Regions from separate parts of the Homo sapiens genome. Here all the other regions are linked to region 3. The links are chromatin loops, found by intact Hi-C in ENCODE. Cell type or tissue: A673. All regions are shown on one strand. Region 1 has its middle 300 kb from the start of PHLPP1. Region 2 overlaps SERPINB13 (serpin family B member 13). Region 3 has its middle 38 kb from the start of SERPINB2. Region 4 has its middle 15 kb from the start of SERPINB3. Region 5 overlaps SERPINB8 (serpin family B member 8). Region 6 has its middle 24 kb from the start of SERPINB12.

Region 1 (5,000 bases), 840 kb before region 3:
TGCATCGTCACCAGCAGTGAATGAGGGCTCCTGTGTCTTCACATTCTCATCAGCATTTGATGCTGTCAGTGTTTTTGGTTTTAGCTATTCTAATAGATAGGTAGTAGTATCTTATTTTAATTTGCTATTGTCTAATTCTATATGATATTATGCATATTTTCATATGTTTATTTGCCATCTATATCTTCTTTGGTGAGATGCCCACTTATTTTGTTGTTTGTTTTCTTATTGTTGAGTTTTAAGAAGTTTTCTTTTTTTGGTATATGTTGGGTATAAGTCCTATATTTATTTATTTTACAAATATTTTCTCCCAGGCTGTGGCTTGTCTTCTCATTCTCTTGACAGTGTCTTTCACAGAAGTTTTAAATTTTAATAAAGTCCACCTTATCAAAATTTTCTCCTATAGCTTATGCTTTTGGTGTTGAAGCTGAAAGGTAATCACCAAGCCCAAGTTCACCTAGATTTTCTTCTATATTTTTCTCTTTATATTTTTGCATTTTGTATTTAGGTCTATGATGCATTTTGAATTAGTTTTAGTGAAAGGCGTAAAGTCAATGTCTAAATTCTTTTTTTTTTTTTTTTTTGGCATGTGAATATCCAGTTGTTCTAGTATTATTTGTTGAAAAGGCTATTTTTATCCCATTGAATTTCTCTTACTCCTTTGTCAAAGATTAGCTGACTAGATTTATATAGGTCTATTTCTAGACTCTATTCTTTTCCATTGATTGATTTGTCTCTTCTTTTACCAATACCACCTTGTAGTGATTACTGTAGCTTTGTTGTAGGTCTTGAAGCTGGGTAGTGCCCTCTGACTTTGTTTTTCTTCAGTATTCTATTGGCTATTTGAGGTCTTTTACCTTTCCATATAAACTTTTGAATCAGTTTGTTGATAGCCACAACATAATTTTCTGTAATTTTGATTGGAATTGCATTGGACCTATAAATAACGGTGCAAAGAACTGACATTTTAACAATTCTAAATCTTTGTATTTATGCACATGGAATATATCTCCATTCATTTAGCTATCCTTTGATTTATTTCATTAGAGTTTTGTAGTGTTTCTCTTATAGGTTTTGTGCATACTTTGTTAGATTTATACCTAAATATTTAATTTTGGGGGTGCTAATGTAAATGGTATTGTGTTTTTAATTTCAGATTTCACTTGTTAATTGCTGGTATATAGGAAAGCGATAGACTTTTGTATACTAACCTTGTATCCTGAAAACTTGCTGTAATGACTTATTAGTTCCTGGAGTTTTATTATCAGTTCTTTGGGATTTTCTATATAGATGAACATGTCATTTGCAAGCAAAGATGGTTTTATTTCCTCCTTTCCAATCTGCATATCTTGTATATCCTTTTCTTGTCTTATTGCATTATTTAGGACTTCCAATATGATGTTGGTTAGAGGTAGGGAAGGCAGACATCCTTGCTTTGTTGCTGATCTTAGTGGGAGAGCTTCTAGTTTCTCATCAAGTATGATTTTAACTGTAGGTTTTTGTAGATGTTCTTTATCAAATGGAGAAAGTTTCCCTCTATTTCTAGTTTCCTGTGAGTTTTTATCATGAATGGATGTTGGATTTGTCAAATGGCTTTTCTGCATCTATTGATGTGATTATATGATTTTCTTTTTTAGGCTGTTAGTGTGATATATTAATTGATTTTCAAATGTTGAACCAGCTTTGCATAACTAGAATAAATCCTACTTAATTGTGGTGTATAATTCTTTTTATACATTGTTGGATTTGATTTGTTAATATTTTGCTGAGAATTATTGCATCTACATTCATGAGAAACATTGGTCTGTAGTTTTCTCTTCTTGTAATATTTGTCTGGCTATAGTATGCTGGTAATGCTGGCCTCAGAATGAATTAGGAAGTGTTCCCTCCGCTTCTATTTTCTGGAAGAGATTGCAAGGAATTGGTGTAATTTCTTCCTTAAATGTTTGGTAGAATTCACCAGCAAATCCGTCTGGGCTTGGTGCTTTTCGTTTTGGAACATCCTTAATTACTGTACAATTTCTTTAATAGATATAGGCCTATTCAGATTATCTGTTTCTCTTTGTATGAGTTTTGGTAGATTGTGTCTTTCACGGAATTGGTCTATTTCATCCAAGTTATCAAATTTGGGGCATAGAGTTGTTTATATTCTTTTATTATTCTGTTAATGTCCATGCTTATGTTATTTTTTGCCATGTAAAAGTTTTTTTTAATATAGTCAAGTTTATAAATGTCTTTCTTTCACTAATTCTGGATTTTGAGACATGTGGCTGCTTCCTGGTAGTAGAGTAACTTACCCATGTTTTCCTCTGGGATTTGTGTGGCTTACTCTGGTATTTATCCTGTAGTATAGTGTGATAAGCAGATTCAATTGTATCTTTTCCCATATAGTTATTCAGTTGTTCAAACATCATTTATTAAAAATTGTTTTCTTTCTTTACTGATTTGAGACATTACCTTCATAGTATGGTATATTTCCTTGTGTAGTTTAGTCTATTTCTGGATTTTTGATTTTATTTAATTGGACTATTCATATGCCAATACAACATTGTTTTAATTATAAGGATTTTACATTATGTTTTAATATCTGGTAACCTCCCCTTTCCAACATACACATATTACTCTTTTTTTCCACGGGATTTTCCTAGGTATTCCTGCCTGATATTTCTTCCATATGATCTTTATAATTAACTTGGCTAGCTCCAGGAAAAAACAAAAACAAACCCCAATACCACATTGATTTTATACATAAATTAGGGAGAGTCAACATTTTTAAGATAGTGAGTCTATTCAAAAAAATACGTGTCTTTTCCTCAAATGTACTTTCATATCTTCAGGAGTATATAATAGTCTTCTCATATGGGTTTTACACATTTCACGTTATGTTTATGTCAAGCTATTTTACTTAAAATACTTTTGACATTATAAATTGATCATTGTTTAAATATATAAAAGCTATTGTTTTCCGGATGCTAAGTTTCTGTTATTTGTAATGAATTCCTTTATTGCTCGTAGTAGTTTTTCCATTAATTTTTTGTTTCCCAGATATATAGTCATGTCATCAACAAACAGAGATACTTTTACCTTTCAGTTTCCAGTTATTATTCCTCTAATTGCTTTCTCTTATTTGATTTATTGGTGGTTATCCCCAATGCAGTATTGAATATGGACATGTGGCCTACCTTGTCTTTCTTCTATTATTATTATTAGTGAGGCTACGTATAGTGTTTCTCCATTAAGTAAAATGTGGTCTTTGGGCTGAATTATATAGAATATATACCTTTTAAAAGTAAGCTTTGTATTGAACATTAACACACATAAGGAACAGTGCACAAATTATTCGTTTGCCAGTAAGAATTTTCATGAAGTTCACACACTTGTGTAGCCCGCACCATTACTATATGTCCAGAAGCCTCCTTCATGTCTCCTCTAGTCACCACCCATACAAGGGACCACTATCCTCCTCACTGCCAACACTACAGACTACTCTTGCCTGTTTTGGACTATATAAATAGGATCATCTTCTTTTCTTATTTGCCTTTCTTTTATTTGACATTTTTTTTTTTTTGTGAGATCCACCCGTATGTAATGTGTTAAGTAGTTTGTGTTTTTCATTGTTGTATAGTATTTCATTCTGTGGATATACAACCATATATTTATCCATTCTACTGTTAATGGACATTTGGGTAATTTCTGCTTTGGGATTTTTATGAATGCCATTGCTATTCACATTCATACTGAATTTCTGTTGGATTGTTACCCAGGAGTGGAATTTCTAGGCCATAAAGCATGCATACTCTCAGCTATAGGAGACATAGATAAACACTATCTGTACCGAGTTATGCTCTCACCAATACATTAGAGTTTTAGTTGCTCCAAAATCTCATCAACCTGTGGTACTCTGTGTTGTGTTTTGTTGCCATGTCTTTTTGTAGTTTAATTTTGATGTTGACCATCTTTGGATGTGTTTATTGGTCATTGGGGTATATTCTCACGTGCGGTCCCTGTTCAAGTCTTTTGACCACTTTTCTGTTGAGTTGTTTTGGTTTTTTTTGTTTTTTATTTTTGAGATGGCGTCTCGCTCTGTTGCCCAGGCTGGAGTGTGGTGGCACGATCTCGGCTCACTGCAACCTCCACCTCCCAGGTTCAAGCGATTCTCCTGCCTCAGCCTCCTGAGTAGCTGGGACTATAGGCATGCACCACCACACCCAGCTAATTTTTCTATTTTTAGTACAGATGGTGTTTCATTGTGTTGGCCAGGATGGTCTCGATCTCTTGAGAGCTGTCTTTTTCTTATTGATTTGCAGGGCATTTTATACATTGTTGAGTGTGTGTATTACACATATCTTCTCTCACTCCAAAGCTTGCCCTTTCATCTTAATGTGATCTTCTGATAAACAAAAATATTTTTATTTCAATTAAGTCTAGTTTACCAATCTGTTTCCTTAAGGTCAGTGCTTTGAGATATTGCCCTATGTTTTCTTCTAGGTGGCTTAGTATTTGATCTTTTCCATTTAGATCTACAACACAGAATTGATTTCTGTGTGTGGTGTGCATTAGGTGTTAAGACATATTTTGTCTGCATAAGGTTAACCAATTGACCCAACATCATTTTTTTAAATGGCCAGGTTTTCCTCATTCTACTGCATTGTCACTACTGTCATCAATTAGATGACCTTGTGTGTAAGCCTGTGTCTAGACTTTCTATGTTGTTCCATTGGTTTATTTGTTCTTATGCCTTTATTACACTGTCTTAATTGCTGTAGTTTTATAACAAGTCCTTTTTAAAAAAAATTGTGGTAGAATGCATATAACAAAATTAACCATTGTAACCATTTTTATGCATACAGTTCAATGTCAGTAAGTGTATTTGCATCATTGGGCAACCATCACCACCCTCCATCTCTAGAACTCTTTTTATCTTTCCAAACTGAAACTCTGTATCCGTTAAACAAACACTCTCCATTATCTCTCCCCTAAGCCTCTGGCAATCACCATCC
Region 2 (5,000 bases), 260 kb before region 3:
CTGGACAAGGGCTGGGTCTACCTGGGGAAGCTTCCATGAAGAGGAGGCTGTGGAGAGGCAGAGACAGGCAGGGTCAGACAGAGAGCAAGAGAATAAAGCCATTAAAACATTAACCCTGCTCCGCGGGGAAATAAGAACTGAGCACCACCGGATGACGGAAGACTCCAGTAGATTGATGGATGTCTCCCAGCAAGAGAAGGCCAAGAGAGGACGTGAGAAGCAGGCAGCAGCGACCTTTCACCAAAAGGGTGGAAATCCCTGTATTCCGGATCGATGCAAGAAGAGGAATAGAAGCAGAAAGGATTCCCCTGACACAGAGTAATTCAAATGTTCAGTTTTGATTGTTGTTCTTGCTATTCTAGGTCTCGCTAAAATCATCATGGATTCACTTGGCGCCGTCAGCACTCGACTTGGGTTTGATCTTTTCAAAGAGCTGAAGAAAACAAATGATGGCAACATCTTCTTTTCCCCTGTGGGCATCTTGACTGCAATTGGCATGGTCCTCCTGGGGACCCGAGGAGCCACCGCTTCCCAGTTGGAGGAGGTTGGGCGCAGTCAGGGGGCTTCCTTGTTTCCTATGCACAAATTCATTTGGCGGGGGGGTTGTCAGCCCTCTTGCATTATCTTAAAAATACGCTCTTCTTGACCTGTGGACCAGGAAACAGAGACTTTCAAGACAAGGAGCAATTTCAGGTCTATCAGGAAAGCCCTCTTCCTTTTCCAAATACCATCTCGCCACCTGCTCCCAGATGCTTGAAATTTTTTTGAGTAGAGACTGGTTGCGTAACCTTGTCCAAGTACTTATGGAAAAAGTGACATAATCCCCACAAGGGTAAAAATGACACATCCAAGATGAACACAGGAACACATAAGCCAATACGAGTTCCTTAGAAAAAAATTAGAGGTATTTTTAGTAAAGAAGGGGATTCACCATGTTGGCCAGGCTAGTCTTGAACTCCTGACCTCAGGTGATCCACACGCCTTGGCCTCCCAAAGTGCTGGGATTACAGGCATGAGCTTAGCTGGGTGTGGTGGCAGGTGCTTATAATCCCAGCTACTCGGAAGGCTGAGGCAGAAGAATCGCTTGAATCCAGGAACAGAGGTTTCAGTGAGCCAAGATCATGCCACTTCACTCCAACCTGGCCAAAAGAGCAAAACTCCATCACACACACACACACACACACACACACACACACACACACGAAAAATCAGAGGTAAACGCAGACCTTTTTCTGATTTTGCAAGGAGATAATGTCACCTCATATACCACCGAGGTTTCTTTCAGAAGCGTCCACTCTCCCCTGACTGATTCTGTGTGAGGTTTTCTCTTCTCTGAGCACCACAGTAATATTTTCTATCTCTTCCAGGTGTTTCACTCTGAAAAAGAGACGAAGAGCTCAAGAATAAAGGCTGAAGAAAAAGAGGTGGTAAGAATAAAGGCTGAAGGAAAAGAGGTGGGGAGATGTGTTTTACAAACTTCAGTAGAGTTGCATTTTAGGTGTGGGGTCTCTGGGGAAAAGGACTGAGAAAGGCATGAAAGCAATATTGTTGCTTTACTATTAAGCAATAATAATCACCATAGACAAATATTGTTGTAAGGATTATACAATAATAATAACCCCTTAATATTGAGAAGAGACCTTAGGTGTAATGGACAATACCGCTATGATAGAACTGGTAAAGGCTAATAGACAGAAAAGTTCCCATAGCAGAGTGGATGGGTTTTGGAGTTAAACAGACTTAGGTCCAAGTCCTGGCTCAGTCACTTAAGAGCGATGCTACTTTGGGCAAGTTATTTATCTTCTTTCAGCCTCTGTAAAGTCCGCAGTAGGGGCATCTGGCAACTGAGCCAGTGGTGGTGGTGGTAGTAGCAGTAGGTGATATTATTGCTAAACTCCACTCATATTTTTAACCCCGTGCTGATGTTGTATTTAAAAAATTATTACAGGCCCAATGACTTCCTGAGGTCTTTTCCAGCTCCAGTGTTCCTGTATTCGCCATCCAAAGGAGAGTCTACTCAAATATGGGAAAGGAATAAGCCCATTAGGTCGGGGCTAGGATCAGACGTTAGCACTCTCAGGAAGGGCACAGCTGCTCTGACAGTAGTCATAGTGCAATTCCAGACCCTCATAAAACCATGGCTCAGATCACCCAGCAATAGGAGCTGCTCATTTCACAACCCCAAAAGGCTAGGTCGTGTGGGTGGCTCAGTTGCTCCTGTGGAGGGTCAGGCTTCCTTTCAGGGTTTGCGCAACCAAGTTGGGTCATATGGCCACTGCAATGTTCCCTCAACTGAGAAGTGCAGTTGTCTTCAGAGCACATTCTTTCTCAGCCATGATAGCCCATGTAGAACCTTTGTGCAAATTAGAAAACAGCTCATTCTTTTGGATAGCTGCCCTACTCCTATGTGAAGGGCTAGATGACTGGGGTGGAAACTGAATTTCAGCTTTGTGTAAGGCAAAGCTTACACATACATGCTGTCTAGCAGTTTTGCCCATTCCCCAGAATTTTCCTGGGAGCCACAGGGGTATGAAGAGAATAGAATTACTGACTGAAAGGATATTAGCACTGGAATACATCTTAGAGGTCATCTACTCCAATCTCCTCATTTAATAGTTTGCCCAGAGACTGGCTTGGCATGTACCCGTTTGATTATTATGTAAATTCAGAGTATTTTGAATCTTGCTTTTAAAAAATGCTGATAAAATCTCAAGACATATGTACAAAAGGTATAAGGAAAAATGCAATAAACACACTTTAACCCCTCCTTTAAGTGTACAAAATAAACTATTACCAAATCAGCTGATGCCCCTTAGGCTGATGTATAACACCTTCCTTGAGCACGCCCCCATCCTCTCCTCAGAGAGGAAGTCCCACTATTGTGGATTAGGTGTTCATTATTCCCACGTATTTATTATTTCATTACATGCCATATATTTTTGTCATTCTTCTTTGGAACTTGATTATTTTTGGCTTAGCATCATGTTTATAAGATTCATCTATTTTAAGGGGATACTTATAGCTCTATTTGATTCATTTTTATAGCTATTTCCTCATTTATTTTGTTGATGGGGCCGGCCTTCCTTCCTTCCTTCCTTCCCTCCTTCCTTCCTTTTTTCTTTCCTTCCTTCCTTCCTTCCTTCCCTCCTTCCTTCCTTTTTTCTTTCCTTCCTTCCTTCCTTCTACAAACAATGCAAAAATGGCCTTTTTAATGCCAGCCTCCTAATTTGCCTGGGTGAGAGTTTATCCAGTCCCAAGCTATCCAGTATAGTAGCTACTCAAGTGGCTATTGAACACTTGCAATACATCTAGTTTGAATCCAGATGTGCTATAGGTATAAAATGCATATTATATTTTAAGAACTTAGTATGAGAAAGGAATACAAAATATTAATTTTCATGTATTATTTTTGCTGAAATATGTATCTTATATATTAATATGTAATTAATATTTATTGTATTTATATGTTGAAATAATGACATTCTAGATATGTCGTTAAGGTAACATAGAATATGAAAACTTCAATCAGAAAACTGATGGGTCCTACATAAAATATTCAGAAAATTTTTTTTTTCCCCTGGAGACAAGGATAAATCTCACTTCAGCCCAATGTGTAGTGACTCATACCATTAGGAGTCACTCTTCTTATTCACTATCTGGAAAAATTTCCAAACTTCAATAGATAAGAATCGTCCGGAGAAATCACTTACTTTCCTTAGATGCTTAGAATCTTGTGGGGAGCTAAAAACAAGCTTATTGAACATTTAGTGAGCACTTTTATTTGAGACCAAAAAAGCCCACAACTTGAGTTATAAATGCAAGATCTGTGGTGTTGGGCTGGCAGAGAAGGCTTCTCTCTGGAGCTGAGATTGGTCATAACTGACATTATCATATGACTTGGGTAAAGGCTACCTGATATCCAGGGGCCACATCAAACACAGGGATCACCCTTGAGGCTGACAAACGGAGGGAGAGACCCAGCAGCCGCATCCTCTTAGGGGAGAATCTGGGCTTGCTTTTGCCAAGATAACCTGTTGAGATTTTGTTTTAATTTTCAAGATTGAGAACACAGAAGCAGTACATCAACAATTCCAAAAGTTTTTGACTGAAATAAGCAAACTCACTAATGATTATGAACTGAACATAACCAACAGGCTGTTTGGAGAAAAAACATACCTCTTCCTTCAAGTAAGTTTGCCATGCCTACCATATCTGTGAGTGGTATTCTGGAATGGCCAAATGGCCCTGGTAGGACTATGGGTCCTGAAGTCGTGCTGCCTGGCTCTGGCCACATCCCTGTGGTGCTTTTCCATCCTGATCTACAGATATTCAGAACTGCAGGGAGTTCCTTTTTAGTCCTGGCAATCTGAACCTGATTTTTGCCTCATCCCCAGAATAGCTGCATAAAAATGTGCAGCAGGAACTCAATGTGAGATGCCCAGGGCCTTAAAATTTCTCTTACTGTATTAGTCATCCTAATGTATACATAAATTTATTTAGAGATGTTGGCAATTGATAAATTGAGTTTTTAACCTCTTTTTATTCCTTCCTTGTTTCTCCTAAAGAAATACTTAGATTATGTTGAAAAATATTATCATGCATCTCTGGAACCTGTTGATTTTGTAAATGCAGCCGATGAAAGTCGAAAGAAGATTAATTCCTGGGTTGAAAGCAAAACAAATGGTAGAGTATGGGTGGGTCATTCATTGCAAAAAAACAAAAACAAAGAAACAAACAAACAAAAAACACTTCTTGACAACCTGCTGTGAATGAAGCCCTGGACTTGTCACTGCGTGGGGTGCCATGCAGTGCACAAGCTTTGGGAAGGGACTTGAGATAGGTTTTGCAGGGTTGGAAGGGCAAGCCCAGGCCTAGGAGGTAGGGAAGGCACTGCAGATGGTGGAGCAATTTCAGCAAATGTGGAGCGGCCAAGGGGAGCCAGTGAGGGGACTGCATGAAGCCAAATGCACGGAAACGCTTGCTGGAGAACTGTTTACACA
Region 3 (5,000 bases):
TACATTTCAGTTAGGGCTTAGTCTTGTTAAAATAAAAATGTAATATCTCGCAGTGGTGAATTAGGTTTTGGAGGCAACAAGGCTCCACTGACTGGGAACATGAAGACGTTATTTGCCTCTCTGACAACTGCTTCCTCCCCAGTGAAAGTAGTAGGGCTAGCGTTAGCCTCAGACGGTTGTTGTCAGGATTAGTATGCTGACACGTGTAAGGCACCTACTACAAGCCCAGGCATTTAATAGATCCGTAATAAGTTATTGCTCTTTATTAAATTGTTCCAACTTTCACTTCTGGAAGAAAATAACCGATATAGCTCAGGGTACCTGGGTTTTGCTACAGTGCTTCTGGCTTAAAATCTGCATAGAACCAGGTTTTCCTGATTTAAGGTCCTTTTCAGACTCCTTGAACAGGTTATCTTTCCATAAAATGCTAACTCTCATCATCCTTACTCTAGGGAAATGTGGGGTTTTTTTATGTGGGGATAGGGTCTCATACTAAACCACACTAATTTTTTTATGCAAATTACACACACACACACACACACACACACACACAAAGTATTTCCTCCAACATAGTGTAAGGCTACTTTCAAGTGAGCAAGTGTATTTACCAGTTTCTGGAATTATTTTCCTGGACAAGCCTGACCTCTAGAGGACAGGAGTTGCTTGTTACCCACTGAGAGCCAACATTAGATACCGTTTGTGGAACATTAAGGTGCCGTGAAGTCAGACAAGTGCTGGGGTTGGCATGATGTGAATATAGGATCTTAATTCTGCACCAACTAGCTTGAGCAAAATTCTTTATCTCCTTGATCTTAAATGGGTTTTAAAAACTTTATTGAGGTATAAGTTACATCAAATAAACTGCACATATTTATAGTAAGCCATTTTATTAGTTTGACGGTTGTAAACATAGCAGTACAATCAAGATGCCACACTTCCATCACCTCCTAAAGTTTCCTCATCCCCTTTTGAAGTCCACTCTGCCTCCATCCCCATCCACAGACAACCAATAATCAGCTTTCTGTCACTATGCATGAGTTTGTATTTTCTAAAAGTTTTTATGAATGGAATTATGCAGCATCTACTCTGTTGTGTCTGGCTGCTTTTACTCAGACTAATAATTTTGAGATTAAATTGTGTGTATCAGTAACTTACTCCTTTTTACTGCTGAGTAGTATTCCACTGTCTGGATACACCACATTTTGTTTAACTTGAAAGGGATCATAGTCCTAAATGTAAAAAGTTAGAACTGCTAGCAGAAAATACGGGAGAAAATCTTTGTGAGATCTGGCTGGGCAAGGATTCCTTAAAATATGAATTGCACAGATAATAAATGAAAAAAAGGATAATTGGAGTTTATCAAAAGTAAAAACATTTGCTCTTCCTAGTAAACAAAAAGGTGAATCAGAAATTGGGAGAAAATATTTGTACACATATAGCAGATAAAGGTCTTATATTCAAAATAATAAACTCAAAGAAAAACATTCAGTTAAAACACATGCAAAATATTCTAGCAGACACCTTACATAAGAAAATATACAGATGGCCAATAAGCACATGAAAAGATGGACAACAACATGAGTTATCAGATAAATGCTTAAGGTATTTTTAAAGTCTCTGAAATCGGGTTATGTCTTACTATTTAGGTGCTTGCAATTGGTGTGCTCCTTTTGATGTAAAGTTAATTTTATTTTTAGAAGCAATATTTATTGGGTACTAAGGTTTGGGCAATGTTTTAAACACTTTGTATGCATTATGTCACTTAATTCTCACAAAACCTATGAAGGGAGTACTATAATTAAATCCATCTTCATGGGTGAGGAAATTGAAGCTCACAGAGTGCTTATAACTTGCCCTAGTCCCACAGCTAACAGATGGCAACACCAGGCCTGGAACCCTCTAGCTACCACTATAGCCCATGGGCTTAACTATTATGCTATTTTAAAAATTATTACACTAATGGTGAATGGTCAGTGGAGAATGCCTCAGAAAACAGAGCCTTCTCTGGAGTCCTGATATTAACTTATTTCATTACATTTTGTGGAGAATACCTCAGAAAACAGACCCTTCTCTGGAGTCCTGATATTAACTTATTTCATTACATTTTGTGGATCATTAGATGAATCACTGTAAGGTAAGTGCCTAGTGCCTAGTAGGTATGATCTATTAATGCTACTTCCCTTTCTTCCATCTATTTTGAGGCTTTTGGAAATTGCCAAAATAAATGTTTGAAAATTACATGATTCAATCAATTTAAGCCAGATTTTTATTTATCACTACTATCATTCAACTTTTAACAATCATCTTTTTTTGTGAAAGAATTTTGAATGATGCAGTATTCTTTATTTTTTAACCTGAAAGCATTTTGAATGCTGCAATATTCTTGATCATGGTTCTCAACTAAGGGTGATTTTGCCCCTGGGCGACATCTGGCTCTGTGTCTAGAGACATCTTTGATGGTCAGAATTGTAGGGAAGGGCTGCTACTGCCATCCGGTGGTTAGAAGCCAGAGATGTGGCTGAACATGCTACAATGTAAAGGACAGCCCCACAACAAATAATTACCCAGCCCAAAATGTCAACAGTGCTGATGTTGAGAAATCCTGCTTTACACAATATGCGGGACTTAATTATTTATTGACATCAGTTGAGAATACTGAAATGCTGCAGGAAATGAAAGAAGACTTGGTCTCTGATAGCGTATAGTTACCAAGCCAATGAGGGAAATAAAGAAAATAACACCATGAACTCTACCACTATTATTATAATAAATGTTACAACAGAAAATAATAGAATATTTTAAGGTTTTAAACAAGGGGACTGTAGTCGGATAACACAATGAAAAAAATCAGAAAATGCTCTTTGAGAATCAAGTATGGAAGTACTGTATTTCCTTAATAAAAATAAAATTCGGCTTCTTTAGGGTTGATAATAGAAAATAATTCTTGTTTGCCAAACTTCATTTTCCTTTTAATTCTCTGAGGTATGATGAGACAAAATAGAAATTGTTTAAGGAGACTTAACTAAAGGATGTGGAGTCAACCAAACAGAACAATGTAAAACTGGATGATATCTTACAAAATATGCTTGCACTCTGGGGCTTGAACATGTCCCATCCTGATCTCGGGCCCTCCTCCACAGTCAGGGTGACTCTTAATACCTAGTACACACAATCAAAAATCCAGGCATTTAAATGTCTTCAACGCTGGACCTAGAGAGAAATACAGTTCCCTCCCCCCTCACTCATAGTTACCTCTGAACTGTATTTTCTGTTTTAGCACCTCCTTCACTTTCCAGTGATTGACATGTTCATTGAAATTGCTTCCCCTCTTACAGTGGTGTGGCCTTAATCTGTGTGCTGAACAGGATAACTCTCTTAGAATGTAATACTAAGCCCCGCACAGTCATGTCCTAGATTTAGACGTGGATTAGCAGAGACAGTAGACTGTGGCCGCATTGATGGTAAGATTTTAGACATCGTCTAGTCTAGTATAGGAGATTATTCCTATTGACAGTATATTTAGGTGGAATCCATTTCTAATGCTGTCTTTCAAGAATAATGCAAGGTATGCACTAATCATATATAGATTGTCAGAAACTATTGTATCTAATGGAGAGAAGCCACTGTTAGCACCAGGGAAGCATCAATAGGAGACAAGGTCAAAGGGTGAGCTAGGAATCCAAAGGTAGGGAAGAATTAGGCAAACGGTTGCTATATGTTGATTGTGAGTGATAAAACAGGGCTTGTGCTGGGAGTAATGAGATATTTGATAACATATTTCTTCTTTTTATGAAAACAATAGGTCTTGCCCGGGCACGGTGGCTCACCCATATAATCTCAGCACTTTGGGAGGCCGAGGCGGGCAGATCACCTAAGGTCAGGAGTTTGAGACCAGCCTCACCCACATGGTGAAATCCCATCTCTACTAAAAAAAAAAAAAAAAAAAATTAGCCAGATGTGGTGGCAGGCATCTGTAATCCCAGCTACTCAGGAGGCTGAGGCAGGGAGAATCACTTGAACTGAGAGGCAGAGGATGCAGTGAGCTGAGATCACACCAGAAAACAGGGAGATCTTGAGGCATAGCAGTTCCCGGTAACTTTAAAACTGATGCTGGCCAGGAAAGGGACCCAACGGTTTGCACTTGTTTAACCTGCATTTGAGGTTGTAATGTTACAGGCATTTGAACTGCGGGAGGAGGAGTTGATGGCCCTTGTGGTTTAAGCTCTGATGGCCCTAATAATTCTGGACCTCCTTCCTTTAATTTTGATGATTCAGGATATATTACCTCCTGTAATTGATTGTAGTCAACATTTTGCGTTGACCGAGCCATTACAGACTCTGCTACATTTTTAAAATGTGAACTTTCCGTTCCTTTCTTGAACTCTGTCCTTGCTTCTTCTTCACAATGTATTACACAGCTTTTAGGGGCATCAGAGACTGAAACACTATCTTCTGTTTGAAACGGTTCTAAAGTTGCTTTAATAATGGCCCAATCATTCCATACCGTAAGTGGGATGATTTTACCTTCCCTATTTGCTTGTTTTAATTCTTTGCCAATTTTTTCCCAATCTTTTCGATCTAAAGTTCCCTGTTCTGGAAACCATGGGCAGAATTGTCCTATTGTTTGAAATAGCGTAATTAGATTTTCTGTAGAAGCTGTAACAGAGATCAGACTGTTACTGTGTCTATGTAGAAAAGGAAGACATAAGAAACTCCATTTTGGTCTGTACCCTGAACAATTGTTTTGCCATGAGATGCTGTTAATCTGTAACTTTAGCCCCAACCCTGTGCTCACAGAAACATTTGTTGTATGAAATCAAGGTTTAAGGGATCTAGGGCTGTGCGGGATGTGCCTTGTTAACAATATGTTTACAGGCAGTATGCTTGGTAAAAGTCATCGCCATTCTCCATTCTCGATTAACCAGGGGCACAATACACTGTGGAAAGCCGCAAGGACCTCTGCCCAAGCAAGCCTAGGTATTGTCCAAGGTTTCTCCCCA
Region 4 (5,000 bases), 170 kb before region 3:
TGCTTGACATTTTGATCAATGCTTCTTGAGGACCAAATGGGATCCAGGGATGGTTACATACTATGTTTGATTGTCTATTTTTAAGGGTTCTTCAGTGATCTTTTCTTTATAAAATGGATTCTTAGTTATTGTCTATGCCTAAACGGTAGGCTAAGTGAGAAGTCTCTAGCGCCTTGCCTGAAGTAGGGACTTACTGACAAATGAGGTTTACCAAGGTCTATTTTAGGTGAGAGGTGACTTGTTAAGCGCCATCCTCTGAGCCAAATTTCTGAGCCAGTCACCTCATCACACTCTTCCCATCTCATCGCCTCTAGAACCAGCTTCTGCTTTCCTGGAAATGGTCCTGCCTTTAACATAACTTTCTCCAGGACTTCCAGGAACAGCCACCATTACCCCCTTCAGTCCCTCAGTTGCCCAGGCTGGATGAAACCTACTCCTATACTTATGAGTACTTCTCTGTTGCTGCATGAGAAAACTCCTGGCCTTGACCTTGTCCCAGGGGTGTCATCTCTAACATCATGTACATTAATTATAGTTTATGTTAAAAAATTGTTCCTGAAAACCACTGCATTAAATTGAATATTTGGTCAATATTTGTTTTGATTTATAATATTATTCCAGGGATGCTTAGCTTTGCTTCTTTAAAAGTTACTACTTTAAAAAAATTACCAAAATACTAGAAGCTTGCCATAGTAAACTAAAACTGCAGAAAAGTAGGTAGGAAAATGTGAGAGGGGACTCCTCTCCTACAGGGCAGTGGTGGGAGTAATGACAATTTTCCATTCATACCTCAGCCTCCTCCAATCCTTGACTTTTGTCAAATTGCATCCCTCTGCAAACCAAAGCAAAAGAACATCTACAAGAGCTACTGAATACTCTACCTGGTGTTTTTTTTTTTTTTTTTTTGCCAATGAATTTAAATGTGACAAATTCCTTTCTACTCTTCTTAATACTTAACCCTAGTATAAGAAAAATACCCAATCAGGTAAAGCAGTATATACTATGTGACTGATTATTTTAAATTTAACTGGGATGTTTTACTGAGTATATATTTTTAAGCTACGTTGAATAAAACCCATTACATTTTATAATTTCTTTCAAGAGTGCTGTGTATTATTTAATAAGTATATAAGAGCTATTTTATCAAATAAGATAGTTTTTATTTATTTATTTTTATTATTTTTATTTCACTTTAAGTTCTGGGCTACATGTACAGAACGTGCAGGTTTGTTACACAGGTATACATGTGCCATGGTGGTTTGCTGCACCTGTCAACCCGTCATCTAGGTTTTAAGACCTGCATGCACTAAGTATTTGTCCTAATGCTCAAGTAAGATGACAGTTTTTACCATGAAATGTTTACTCATATCACAGGCCATCTTTATTATATTTTATCTTATAAAATGATTAATGTTTTAATCTCCTATTATTAAGATCTAAGATGCTATCTAAGATGCAGAATCAATACATTTTAAAAAGTATTTTGCCTACCAAATTGTCCTGAATGAAAGACCACAGAAAAATTTTTGTTCTCATTCACTTCATTAAGAGATGCAACTACAGAAAAAATTAGCTTTTATGTTTAATAATTATTTATCAAAATTTAAATATATATATTTTCAATTGTACACTAACAACAAGTATAGTGATAACTGAATCCAGATGAAACTTTTTAAACATATAGAAAAATGACCATGGGTCATAAGAACATTTTGTATTTTAAATGCATGTACGTACTTTCATTTCAGAGAAATATGGCAAGGTTATCAATAAAATACTTTCAAATGTAAAAGTATATTAAATTAGAAGAAAATTCTTTGGAGGAAGTGAAGTGGAAATATAACACCGAGGTAAAAGGAATGATGTAAAATATCTGAATGTTCAAGAGGTTTTTCATGTGTATTTCATAGGTTTTTCATGTGTATTTATTAACGATGGTGGATCTCACATGGTTAGATTTCACTGCATGCATGTAAAGAATGATGGAACTGTTTTATTTTAAAACAACAGAACTCACAATTTGCCTGAATTAAATCATCTGCAATTATTTATATTATGGGCAACATTTTAGCTATCAGCTTGGAAATGTGCAAGGAATATATGCTTTTCATAAAAATAGAAAAAAGTTATAGCGTGTTCTTGGGCAAAGGTTTCAGAGATCACCTGTAACTTGGTGTGGTGCAGCACATTGCTGGCCACACCGCCTGTGACACCGTGTGGCAGTGGCTGCAATAGCACTTCAACAGCACAAGACTTCCTGGGGACAAGAAAGGGCTCTGGCTTTTTCACTTTAAGGCAACAGCAAGGCTGAAGATTCCTCTCCTCATCCCTAAAGTTATTAAGGGGGAGAAGATCATGGGAGAGAGAATAACATCGTTCCTCAATAGCATGGGGAAGGAAGCAATTTCATCTGATTATGAAAAAGAATGTGGACTTATTTAATGATATAGTTTTTGCTTAAGTTTACCCTGGTCTTTCCCATCAGAGATTCTCTGTGTGTGATCTGTGGATCCCTGAGAGTTTCTGAGACCACAAGAACACAACCAATTTTATAATAATACTAAAACACTTTTGCCTTTTCCACTGTGTTGTGATTTGTGCTGATGGTGCAAAAGTGATGGCTAGGACTACTGTAATTTAGCATGAGGTAGGGCATGTTGGCTCCAAACTGGGCTGGTAGCCATGGATTCCTCACTGCCACACATATATGAAAACGTCATTTTTCACTTCTGAATGTTCTTGATGAAGCAATAAGTATTGTAGATTTTATCAAAGTTCAACTCTTGAATACACATCTTCTAATATTTGGTGTGATAAAATGGGAAGTATCTATAAACATCTTTAAAAAACTTGGAAATACTTATAGGTTAGCAGGAAATTGCCAAAAAATGTATAAGGAAATTTTCTACCAGTTTCCCCCAATAACAATATTTTGCACAACTATAATACAAATAGAAAAACCAGGAACTGACATTCATGCAATCCAAAAGACTCTTCAGAGGAAGGGAAGAACTTCTCAGGGTTTAAAGGATGAATAGGAGCTCAACAAGTGGTTAAGTCTGAGATGGCATGCATTACAGCAAAGGGAGGAGACACGCAAATTGTGATGGGGAAAAGCAAATAATTCTGTTTTGCTAAAGCAAGAAATGCAGGAAGAGACACTCACAAGGGTGATGAGACTGGGAAGGAAAAATTGCCTAATAATGAAGGCTTCTTGTGTCATGATGAAAGACCTGAGTTTTTTTTCTGAAGGCCCTGGGGAGCTACTGAAGAGTTTTAAGCATGTGGGTGGTATGAATAGATCTGTATTTCAGGATAATAACTACAGACTTTTTTTTTTTTTTTTTTTTTTTGAGAAACGAGGGACCAGTAGTAACAGGGAGTAATAGGAAGCCCATTAGGAAGGTTTGCAATAATGTATCTAGGTCATGAGATTTTGAGCTAACGCAATCCACGGAAGGAGGAATATTTAAGAAGCAAAAACTACAGGGCTTGGTAGTGGATGAGGGAGGTAGGGGAAAAAGGAATCTAGGATGACTCACAGATCTCTGACTTACGTGGTAGGATTTAATGATGGTACCATTCACTCACATGCTCAGTTTGGGAATATTTGAGTTTAGCTTTTTAAGAAACATCAAGATGTAGGTAGCTGGTTTTGCTAGTACAGAGTATGGTAAAATAATCAGATTACAGATACATATTTGGATGTCATCTATTTGGGACGTTGTTAAAATAATGTGAGTGGTGGAGGTCACCCAGAGAGAGAGAAGACATAATATAATAATAAGGAAGCAAAGGATGAAAACTAGGGGAAAACTAGATGTTGGAAAGAGGAAAAGGAGTTGGAATGGTGCACTGAGGAAGATGAGAGAAGAGAAATGAAAGCTAGAAGAGAATGTTCAGCATACTAAATGCAGCAGAAATGTACAGTACAGCAGGTACCCAGACATTTTGGTTTCAGGACCCCTTTAAGCTCTTCAGAATTATTAAGGAAATCTCAAAGAACTTTTGTTTATGTGCATTTTTCTAATGATATTTACTCCATCAGAAATTTAAGCAGAAAAAGTTTAAATATAAACTTATAAAATAACATCTTAATATTAAAAAACATTACAACCATTGCATGTTAATGTAAATGACACATTTTTAATTTAAAAAGCTATGTTTTCCAGTATACAAAAAATAGTGGTAAAAAAGGCATTGTTTTACATTTTTACAAATCTCTTTAATGTTTGATTTAGTGTAATTATGTCTTGCTAGATTTATGTATCTGCATGTGCCTTCAATCTGTTGCAATATGTTGTTTTGGTTGAAGAATATATGGCTTCACAGAGATATGTGGTTTGAAAATAAAGGAGTTTTTTTTTTTTTTTTTTTTTTTTTTTGAGACAGAGTCTCACTCTGTTGCCAGGCTGGGGCACAGTGGCGCGATCTTGGCTCACTGCAACCTCCGCCTCCCAGGTTCAAGCAATTCTCCTGCCTCAGCCTCCTGAATAGCTGGGACTACAGGCACGTGCCACCACGCCCAGCTAATTTTTGTATTTTTAGTAGAGATGAGGTTTCACCATGTTGGCCAGCATGGTCTCAATCTCTTGTCCTTGTGATCCGCCTGCCTCAGCCTCCCAAAATGCTGTGATTACAGGTGTGAGCCACTGCGCCGGGCCTAAAGGAGAATTTTCATAAAAGCCTTTTCAATTAACCGTGATATTTCCTTCTTTCTTTCTTTTTTTTTTTTTTTTTTTTTTTTTTTTCGCAGAGTCTCACTCTGGTGCCCAGGCTGGAGTGCAGTAGTGTGATCTGGGCTCACTGCAATCTCTGCCTCCTGGGCTCAAGTGATCCGCCCACCTCAGCCTTGATCTGCCCACCTCAGCCTCCTGAGTAGCTGGGACTACAGGTGTGCACCACCACATCCAGCTAATTTTTGTATTATTATTATTTGTAGAGACAGGGTTTCACTATGTTACCAGGCTGGTCTCTAACTTCTGGGCTTAAGTGATCCA
Region 5 (5,000 bases), 130 kb after region 3:
GATCCAAAAATCAATGCATCTAATTAAAAGTGCTCCCTCGATGACAAGATTAGGGCTTCATATTTTATATCCATGCCTATGGACTTTCTTTGCAACTCCGTAACCCAGTTTCAGCAACTCTTGGGGAAAATGGGGCATCTTTTTGGAGTCACTTTAAAAAGTAATTTTTTTTTTTTTTGTCTTTCCAGTAGCCTCATATTTCAGGCCAGCCTATCTCAAACAAACCCTCCAAATTTGGTGAAATGTATCTAGCTGTTTTCACAGGAAGTGATGACAGAAATACAGTTTTTATTGATAAAGAATTACATATATAAGTTTTAGAACATTCTTTATAGATTATATTGGAGACATTAAACTGAAAGATAATTAGCAGCAATAGGGGGATTTTGTGTAATGATTAAGAATTCAGGCTCTGGAATCAAACTGTGGGTGCCAGGCGTTTATGACTACCTGAGGGTTCTGGAATGAGTTACTAAACCTCACTCAGTCTTCTCATCTCTAAAGTGGGGCAATAACTATACTGACCTCAATGTGTTATTGGGTGATAATGGAAAGTGCTGAAAACAGTGCCTGGCACCAAGATCTTTTTTTTTTTTTCCTGAGATGGAGTCTCACTCTGTTGCCCAGGCTGGAGTGCAGTGGCGTGATCTCGGCTCTCTGCAGCCTCCACCTCCTGGGGCTCAAGTGATTCTCCTGCCTCAGCCTTCCAAGTAGCTGGGATTACAGGTGCCCGCCACCATGCCTGGATAATTTTTGAATTTTCAATAGAGATGGGGTTTCACCTTGTTGGCCAGGCTGGTCTCGAACTGCTGACCTCAAGTGATCTGCCTGCCTTGGCTTTCCAAAGTGCTGGGATTACAGGTGTGAGGCACCACACCCGTCCGCACAAAGACCTTTTGGCTGCTGCTATACCAAGGGAGGAAGTAAGCAGGTGTTGCAGGGTGTCTGTGCCCCTGTTGCTAAGAGGGATACAAGTCATAGGCCCTGAGATTGGCTATTTTATGAATAAACCAGTGTTTTTGTTTCCTATTGGTGTGATAACACTTTACCACAAATTTAGTGGCTGAAAAATGACACACATTTATTATCTTATGGTTCTGGAAGTCCTAAGTCCAAAATGGTACAGCATAGCAATGTTATTTTCTGGAGTCTCTAGAAGAAAATCTGTTCCTTGCCTTTTCTGGCTTCTCGAGGAGGTTGCATTCCTTCATCAGTGGCCCCTATCCCTCTGACCTCTGCTTCCGTCCTCATGTCTCTGTCTCTGACTCTGCCCCTCCTGCCTCTCTCTTTTAAGGACGCTCGTGATTCCATTAAGCCCACTGGGATAACTCAGGATAATCTCAGATCTCAAAATACTTAACTGAATACCATTTGCAAAGTCCTTATTGCCAGGGCAGATCATGTAGTCACAGGTTTTGGGAATTAGGAGTGGAAGTCTTTGGAGGGTGGTTCTTCCACCTACCACCTCAGCGTCCACTGACTGGGGGATGAATGACTGCGTGGCTACCGGAGTCATTGGCTTATGTGCTTTTCCCTGCTGTGCCTTTGATGCAGACCTTCTCTGATGGATGACCTCTGTGAAGCAAATGGCACTTTTGCCATCAGCTTATTTAAAATATTGGGGGAAGAGGACAACTCAAGAAACGTATTCTTCTCTCCCATGAGCATCTCCTCTGCCCTGGCCATGGTCTTCATGGGGGCAAAGGGAAGCACTGCAGCCCAGATGTCCCAGGTATGTGTGCTTGTCACAAAGGAAGGAGAACAGTGTGTTTCCCTTGTGCTTCCATACAGCTGTCTTTCTGTACTTTTGCTCTAGCTGAGGCCTGTGGAGCTGGAGGTAGAAGGAGGAGCAGCTCGGCAGTGGAGAAGAGCAGAAAGGGGTAGAAAGGTGAAATGTGTTGGACAGATCATCTCCTCTGATGTTTATGGGAGAAGTCAAGCCATAGAGTTATTTTCTCTAGATCAGATCATCAATACAGTCTGGCAAATTCACATCTTTGATAAGTAGGATAAAGTATAATTCTGTCCCACAAGAAAGCAAAATATTCCAATTTTGTTACATTTTAAACTTTTGCTAACATTATATTTTTAATAGACATGTGGGTGCGTAGATTAACTTTTTGTTAAGTGGGTTATTTTAGTGCATGATTATGCATCCTAGAAGAGGAATGTAACACAAGTGTGGACTTATATCTTCTGGAGTGATTTGAGGAATATATAATCTGTTTGATTCAAAATGGTGATGTATGACCTTATCTACAAACGAGGTGTGGGATAATGCTTTAGGAACAGTTCTCTGACTATTGGTGAAGATGTCCCAGATAATTGCCAAATGGATATCATTTTGCCACCAATATCAGGAGTGTATAGACAGTCTCCTAAAATGCACCCAGGGACCCCAGTTGACATCCTTCTGTGGTTGTTTCTTTCAACTGATTGGAGGAGTGAGGCTTTGGACTGGGGGTGATCGAGAGATATAGGAATAACCTTAATTCTCACTCTGACTTGACATTTAATTTATAATATGGTCTGGAGAACTTCTGTAAAATTGCAGATGAAACATTTTTAGTTTTATTGCTGCTTTTGTTTGTATTACCCGAGTTGTAATTCATCCCAGTTACTTACTTTTTTCTGTTCTGCCTTCCCCCTGAATTATCGCACACTGCCTTGCTGGCATGAATAAATTTGCTAGACTAGTGGTTCTCACCTGGTGGGTGGGAGGTAGGGGTCGGTGGGTGAATTTTTCCTTCCTGGGGACCCTTGCGAAGACCTGGAGTTTTAGATCCCATAACTGAGAGGTGCTACTGACATCTAGTGGATGGAAGCCAGAAGTGCTGCAAAAATCCTACAATGCTTATATGAGACAAGGAAGTGTCCTGGCCCCAAATGTCAATGCTGCATTGCCCACGTTGAGAAACCCTGTGCTAGACAATTAGGCCAAACCTTTTTAAAGTAGGATCCTGTGTGGTTTTTTTAGTACAGAGGTTTGTTTGGAGAAAGCTCTTTGGGAGAGTATAATGGCAGCGTTAAAAGTCAGTGTTGGTTTCTGTTCCCAGGCACTTTGTTTATACAAAGACGGAGATATTCACCGAGGTTTCCAGTCACTTCTCAGTGAAGTTAACAGAACTGGCACTCAGTACTTGCTTAGAACTGCCAACAGACTCTTTGGAGAAAAGACGTGTGATTTCCTTCCAGTAAGTAGTATTCACATATTGATGACAAAGAAATTGAAAGTAAGTTAGACTACAGAAGAGCAGATAATAAAGTATAACTGTACTGACTTAAAACGTGCTTGGAATTACACTTCTGAAATTACAATTTTAGATTTTATGATGACTTCTGAATTACGTCCTTTGTAAATTGTTACTGATACACCCATCCCTGTTATCAATCCCAATATGTCAATTCTCCTGCACGCAGCCCTGCTTCTCCCCCTTAATTCCCTGTCCCTGAGTGACCACATCATTCAACACGCTGTACAGAGCTCCTCCCCAGTCCCAAGTGTGGTTATTCGGCTGCCTCCTGCTGAGGTAGCCTCTCAAATTCTCTTAAATTTGCCCGCCCTCTTCTGAATTGCACCTACAACTGACACAATCGTCTTTCTAAAATGAAAATCTGTTCATAAAATTGAGGTTTTAAATCTAAGCAGTTTCTATTTACTTCAGCATATAATTCCAAGGTTCCCTAGTCCAGCCTGGCATAATGCAATCAGTGAGGTTCAAAAATCATGCCACCTGATATGCAGGGTGATGTTGTCTTAAAATTAGTGAACTGATTGCAGCAAGCTTGGCCATCCTATTGGCTGGAGGTTCTGAGAGGACTCCTCTAAGGCTCAAATACATCCCTGTCCTGGTAGCTGCTGGGTGCTGTTCCCGGAATTTGCCTGCTCTGGGTTTATCTACCTCAGAAGGTGACTCTGGATCCCAGGAATCTCCTGATGAATCCATTTCATTTTTGAACATCAGCCTGATCTACTACTGTTGTAATACTTGGGACACAGGGAGCCAACCTCTACTTTTCCTGGTGGCTTGGCTCCTCCTTCCCTCTATATCCTCTTTCTTTGGCTGAAATTAAAATATTTGAGAACAGGGAATGGACAGAGGCTGGGAGCCAGTTTCCAGGCCTATTATATCCAAAGCCAGGTTTTTGTGAGGTAAGTTATCTGGGTTTTAATGTGTTGGGTACAGGACTTTTCTGATTGGACCCCAACTTACATTTCAAGGCTCTTCCCCTGCCACTGTTTCCCTTAATCCCCTCCCTGATACACACAAACACACATACACATGTACACACACACACAAACATGCATGCAATCCACACACATGCAGGTGCCCAAGCACTCACATGTACACATGTGCACTCATGCACACAGATGTTCACACGCATGCACACGTATGAACCCAGTTGCACACACACCCTATGATCCAGGCCTATCACGCTCCATTCCCATGGGGCCTTCCTTGCTCTGTATTCTTCCAACCAACCATATGACCCAGATCTAAAATGCTATTTCCTTCTTTGCAGTTCAACACGATTTCTTAACAATCTAGTTCCCTTATAAAGCCTCTCGTTTAACCAAAACCACAATACTGTAGTTGGTGCTGGTGATGCAAAATGAGTAAAAGTGTGTTAGACTGCCTAGTGAGGGAAGCAATATTAAAGTCAGTGGAGAGCGTTTGACAAGGATGCTCCTGTGATGTTTTGTGGATAGTGGCAGCTCATGATGTCCTGTAAGTGTCTGGGTGTCTCAGCTGCCTCTTCTCAGGCTGTGGACCTCCTCAAGCCAAGCACCTTGCCCAGTACCAGGCAAGAATAGGTGGCCCATACATTTTTGTTAATTGCACGCATGCACCTTGAAGTGGAGTGTGACCTGTCCAAGCACTTATTGTAGAAATGCAGTAAGAGAAAACAAAATGCTTTTGCATTTGTGGGAACCTTTACCAAATGAGACTAAACTCAGTGTTTTGTGTTTGCAGGACTTTAAAGAATACTGTCAGAAG
Region 6 (5,000 bases), 330 kb before region 3:
CTGGAATATTTGTCTATTAAATGAGAAACATCTGACACTATTACGAATTTAATTGTAAATTTAAAGGTTCATAATTGAAGATAATACTTATTTCTATAGTGATAACATAAATAGAAATTTTGGTAATGTCAGTGTTTTTTTTCCACTTTTCAAAAATATGCATTTATTTTTCATCATTTGTTTCTCTACAAAAGGAAAACAATGTCACTGTTATAATGAACACATTTTCTTTTCTAAATTAAAAAAATCCCCTAAGTCAGCAATAAACTTGGAATTGGTTGTAGGGCTCATAAAATTCATAATTGTGTCCAAATACACTGTTATTTTACAAAAATAGAGGTTACAGTTGTAAAAATGTATGAACATTTATTTATTTTAGAAATTGTTTTTCCTTTAATTTTTTACATTGACATATAACAATTGTATATATTTATGGGGTATAGCGTGATGTTTTGATACATATTATGTGTAGTAATCAGATCAGGGTAATTAGCATATCCACCATCTCAAATATTTATCATTGCTTTGTGTTGGGAACACTCAATATACACCTAGCTATTAGAAGGCCTGTACTATATTATTATTAACTGAAGTCACCCCACAGTGCTATAGAACACTGTAATTTTGTATTTTTTAACAAATCTCTATCTCCCCTCCATCCCTTACTAATCTCTAGGGTCCTCTGTACAAGTTTTTAAATGTATGTACAGAATAATTGCAGTTTTTTGTGAAGCCTTCATCAGTTGGGTTTTAGAAGTGTCGGAATCTTTGAAAAACTATATTATGAATCAACTCATGTCCCATATTAGTATTAAAGTTTTGTTGTTTTTAGTAAACCAATCATTTACCTTTTCATTGCATTTCCCCTCAAAATCAGTTGGAAGTGTCTACACAAAGCATTTATGAAACAGAGCATAAGAAAACCTCAGCTTTTGCTGCTTTTAGCTAATTAAAATTATCAAAAACAAAGCCTGCAGACAGGACGCCATATAAATTAATCACCAAAGAAAGAAAGAGGGAGCTGAACAAATTTAAGAATAAGAGTTCAAACGTGTGTGATGTTTAATTTTGAAATTCTATAATTGCATTTTGGAATATTTCAACTCGTGGGAGGGATCTTTTGATAGGATTTGTACTTTTAATTAGACAACTTCATATATATATGTATTTTTTACCAGTACAGAATGAAACCAAGGTCCTCAATTTTGCACTTTCTAAACTTGGTGAAATGTTCAAAATAATCATAAACAGATAACTTATTTGACAAGTTCCGGCTTTTTGAAAACATTTTCTCTGAATAGAGGCAAAGAAACCATAGCTGTGACAATATTAGAGCTGGATTATTTAAGAATTAAATTATGGAAAAGTTTTAATCAACAATATCCCTTATGTAGAATTTGCTCTGAGCTTAGCAGGTATTTCAGCATCTACTGAAAGACTATCTTCTAACAACCCCAATTTCGTTAATCATAAAATGAGCTTTGAAGAAGATTTCTGGCAATTTTATAAAAGAATTAAAAATAATACAGCACATTGAGAAACTAAATTCTTCGGAAAAATTGTAGTGACAGCTTTGGAGACCAGGATTTCTAAAATACCTGAGATTATACAAGAATAATGATTTTGTTTGTTTGTGTTTTTTTCACACTGAGATAACAAAAAGTTTTTTCACATTTTGCTTAGTGTGTACAGATACATGCTATTTTATTTTATTTTTAATTAATTAATTATTATTATTTTTTGAGATGGGGCTGGAGTGCAGTGGGCGATCTCAGCTCACTGCAACCTTCTTCTCCCGGGTTCAGACGATTCTCCTCTCTCAGCCTGCTGAGTAGCTGGGATTACAGGTGCATGCCACCATGCCCGGCTAATTTTTGTATTTTTAGTAGAGACAGGATTTCACCATGTTGGCCAGGCTGGTCTCGAACTGCTGACCTCAGGTGATCCACCGGCCTCAGGCTCCCAAAGTGCTAGGATTACAGGCGTGAAACAGTGCGCCTAGCTAGACACATGCTATTTTAAAAGAGAATTTTATTAGGGCCGGGCGCGGTGGCTCACGCCTGTAATCCTAGCACTTTGGGAGGCCTAGGTGGGCGGATAACCTGAGGTCAGGAGTTTGAGACCAGCCTGGCCAACATGGAGAAACCGCGTCTGTACTAACAATACAAAAATTAGCCAGGCGTTGTGGTGCACACCCGTAATCCCAACTACTCGGGAGGCTGAGGCAGGAGAATCGCTTGAACCGGGAGGTGGAGGTTGCAGTGAGCTGAGATTGCCCCACTGTACTCCAGCCTGGGCAACAGAGCGAGACTCTGTCTCAAAAAAAAAAAAAGAGAATTTTAGTTTTGAAAACTTTTTTTTTTGTATAGAACGATTTTAAAGGTCCGCCGGTAAAATAAAAGCAGCTGTCAATTCAGATTTCATCTATCTATGCAACTTTAGCTCTATAACTGTAATTATTTTTGATGCCCTTTTCCCTTTCAGAATTGTCCTGGTGTGGAAGAATAATTATATGGTCGCGCTCTCTATATAACAGGGCGGAATAGTAAAAATGCTCTCCAGAAAGGAGCTTTTCAGGTTTTCTTCATCTCCATTGGCCTCAGGAGAGGTGTTATTTTTGCTAGGTATGAAGTTTTTTCTGGTTGTTGTCTCGACCCTGACACCATAGAGTTTGCTTCTTTGTCTGGGTGGATGTCAGGGCTGAGAAGGAAACAGCTCTGTCACTTGAGAACTGGCTTAATCTGTGGGGAAATCAAACTTAGTCTCTATGTTTCCTCTGTAAAATATTAACTGTTAAGGTGCCTTCCGACTCAAACGCAATGTTATCATCAACCTTTAAGAGAATCGGTCACTTCTGTTCATTTTCTCTTCCACTAGATGGCGCTGTCCGTCACATTATAACAGTGCTGCTCAGGGCCTGGAACGGTCAGTTGCTACAGCTTTTCTTTAAGGTCTGTGAACTCCCGCCCTGCCTTAGACCTTCTGCCCCTGCTGCTATGGGGACGTTGTTGAAGTGCTTTCTTCTCCTTGCCACCAAGACACTCTGCAACATTCCTTAACGTTTCATTCTAGGCCACCTCCCCAAGCTTAAAAAATTTGTTTATGGTAAGAACGGTTAATATGAGGTGTAACTTCCTAACTAATTTTCAGTGTACAACAATATATTATTATCAGCTGTAATAATAATAACAATATATTATTACAGCGTTGAACAGCAGATCTCTAGAATCTATTCATCTTGCTTAATTGAAACTTTACTTTCCGTCTTTCTAGAACTCACGTTGCACCCGGCGTGACTATGATTTACCACTCACAGTTCAGGGTGGGGACACTGAAATACGAGGCTCATAGAGTCTGGTGGTACTGGGTCTTGGTGAGTAGGAGCAAGCAAGGCACTGCCCAAAAGCACTTCTACCCGTATGAGCATCCGTCCACAGGTAAGACCCGGGGACTCAGCCCCAACTTACCTGATGTGGCTCTGTGAGCACCAGGTGTGTGGGGCCGGGAGACAGGGACCACCCTAGTTTAGCTTCCTTAAGACCTTCAACAGTGGCTCTGCAAAGTGCTTATAAAAGGAAAAATCAGTGGAATGAATCCCAGGGCAGCTGAGATCTGCTGTGGATCTACTCTGTACCAGCCATGTGCTAGATGCTTGATATACACAACCACATTTATGTGTAGCACAAAAACCCTGTAAGGTAGGGACTGGTACTTTGATCCTCACTTTGTTTCTTGAACTTTCGCTAATTGTTCTTTGCTTCTGCCTCAACTCCGCCCCTTCTGTCCCTCTCAGTCTGATATACCAATGGACTGCCCTCCTAGCTTGGTTTCCTAGATTCCAGTACCATTTGGTGCATTATTGCAATTAACTGTTGAAAATCATGAGCCTCTTTCATGTTAGGGAACTAGGTCTTCTGGGTGGAATCCAGCCCTGAAGGCTGGGAGTTGGTAACTTTGCCATGTGTTTCTTGTTGTCACGAGATGCCTCATCCCTCATTCTAGGAGTCCTAAAAATTTCATATGTCTCAGCATCTCCTGAGAATTTTGTTAAAATGCAGATTCCACGGTCCCATCTCTATAGGTTCTGACTTATTATCTAAGGTAGGCTCGAGAATGAGTATTTTGAAATAAGCATCACGGGTGATTCTGAGGCAGTTTCCAAGGATCCTGTGTTGGGAAACTCAGCCCCGTGGGGCTGGCTCATTGTCATGGATGCCCTGTCTTGGTGCCTGCTTCTTAGCTCCCTGCCTATCTCTAGAACAGGTACCCCATGTGAAACGCGCTCATCAGGAATCTGTCCCTTTGCCCCTGGGAATCTTCTGTAGTCCAAACCAGGGCCTTCACCCTCAGCTCTGTTTTCAGGTGTGAGGCTCTTGCTCTTCCTCAGAGACAGGTTCCATGAGTAACCTTTTCCTTTCGGTTGGGCCTACTCCCTATAAGCAGGGCATGGCCTCACACCCAGTGCAGGCTTGGTAATGCCTTAATTGTGGAGCACACAGAGAACAAGTGTTACCAGGACGGGACAATGGTGGCAGGAGCCATGCTTCTGCCCAGCCCTAGAGGATGATGACGATTTCTCAGGCAGGTTAAGGGTGGGGTGGAAGCTATTTCTAGGAAAGGAAAAGCAAGAACAGTGAAAGGGCAAGGTGTGTTTGGGAGCCTAGAAGAGGCTGTGTAGCTGAAATGCATGTGTCAGTGGAGAATGAGTCACAGATGCATGGTGGGGAGAGGCTGGACATCCACCCCCAGGAGATTGTCCTTCATGCTGGCTGAGGAGTCAACAGGTGTCCTTGCAAGGGGGAGACAGACTGAATGAAATTGGGGGACTCAGTAGGAGAAAGAAAAGCTGATCAGAGGCTGTTGACTCTGATATAGAATAAAAGTAATGAAGGCATAAACCAGGACAGTGGTAGAAAAACCAGACCACAGAGGAGAAAATGTAGAGAAGTTTGATAGGTAGAAGCTAAGCATCTTGAAGCCCAGTTGTGGGTAGGGGTGGG

What was found. Peaks named below come from ENCODE experiments on the same cell type or tissue, not always from the same donor. Only the 100,000 strongest peaks of a DNase experiment are listed, where the experiment ranks them.
Region 1: a loop joins it to region 3, with 8 times the contacts of the local background. A loop is called at or near these places in 7 of 110 quality-filtered maps.
Region 2: it touches region 3 in a loop (4-fold over the local background); 3 of 110 quality-filtered maps call a loop at or near these places.
Region 4: a loop joins it to region 3, with 2.4 times the contacts of the local background. A loop is called at or near these places in 7 of 110 quality-filtered maps.
Region 5: it touches region 3 in a loop (8-fold over the local background); 6 of 110 quality-filtered maps call a loop at or near these places.
Region 6: a loop joins it to region 3, with 7 times the contacts of the local background. A loop is called at or near these places in 88 of 110 quality-filtered maps.

The regions. Positions count from the first base shown.
Region 1 is chr18:63,009,596-63,014,595 of GRCh38, forward strand. No RefSeq gene overlaps it. Among named protein-coding and RNA genes, the nearest start is that of PHLPP1, 300 kb to the left of the region's middle. In A673, no CTCF peak of the experiment used is centred here; no DNase peak of the experiment used is centred here.
Region 2 is chr18:63,588,289-63,593,288 of GRCh38, forward strand. SERPINB13 (serpin family B member 13) reads left to right here. Exons shown (of 8, transcript NM_012397.4): 2 at 363-544; 3 at 1,368-1,427; 4 at 4,060-4,188; 5 at 4,566-4,683. The coding sequence starts at 380. Among named protein-coding and RNA genes, the nearest start is that of SERPINB13, 3.4 kb to the left of the region's middle. RefSeq lists an enhancer at 341-1,540. In A673, no CTCF peak of the experiment used is centred here; DNase peaks (open chromatin) are centred at 2,483, 2,893, 3,213 and 3,623; H3K27ac peaks cover 4,208 bases.
Region 3 is chr18:63,847,685-63,852,684 of GRCh38, forward strand. No RefSeq gene overlaps it. Among named protein-coding and RNA genes, the nearest start is that of SERPINB2, 38 kb to the right of the region's middle. RefSeq lists an enhancer at 543-652. In A673, CTCF peaks have their summits at 664, 2,494 (motif pointing left) and 2,700; DNase peaks (open chromatin) are centred at 637 and 2,487; H3K27ac peaks cover 1,105 bases.
Region 4 is chr18:63,674,519-63,679,518 of GRCh38, forward strand. No RefSeq gene overlaps it. Among named protein-coding and RNA genes, the nearest start is that of SERPINB3, 15 kb to the left of the region's middle. In A673, CTCF peaks have their summits at 2,207 and 2,412; DNase peaks (open chromatin) are centred at 2,233 and 3,223; H3K27ac peaks cover 1,484 bases.
Region 5 is chr18:63,976,745-63,981,744 of GRCh38, forward strand. SERPINB8 (serpin family B member 8) reads left to right here. Exons shown (of 7, transcript NM_002640.4): 2 at 1,555-1,732; 3 at 3,057-3,194; 4 at 4,977-5,000. The coding sequence starts at 1,565. Among named protein-coding and RNA genes, the nearest start is that of SERPINB8, 9.2 kb to the left of the region's middle. In A673, a CTCF peak has its summit at 2,808 (motif pointing left); a DNase peak (open chromatin) is centred at 2,827; H3K4me3 peaks cover 420 bases; H3K27ac peaks cover 258 bases.
Region 6 is chr18:63,515,748-63,520,747 of GRCh38, forward strand. It overlaps a transcript of SERPINB12 not described here. Among named protein-coding and RNA genes, the nearest start is that of SERPINB12, 24 kb to the right of the region's middle. In A673, a CTCF peak has its summit at 2,876 (motif pointing right); a DNase peak (open chromatin) is centred at 2,894.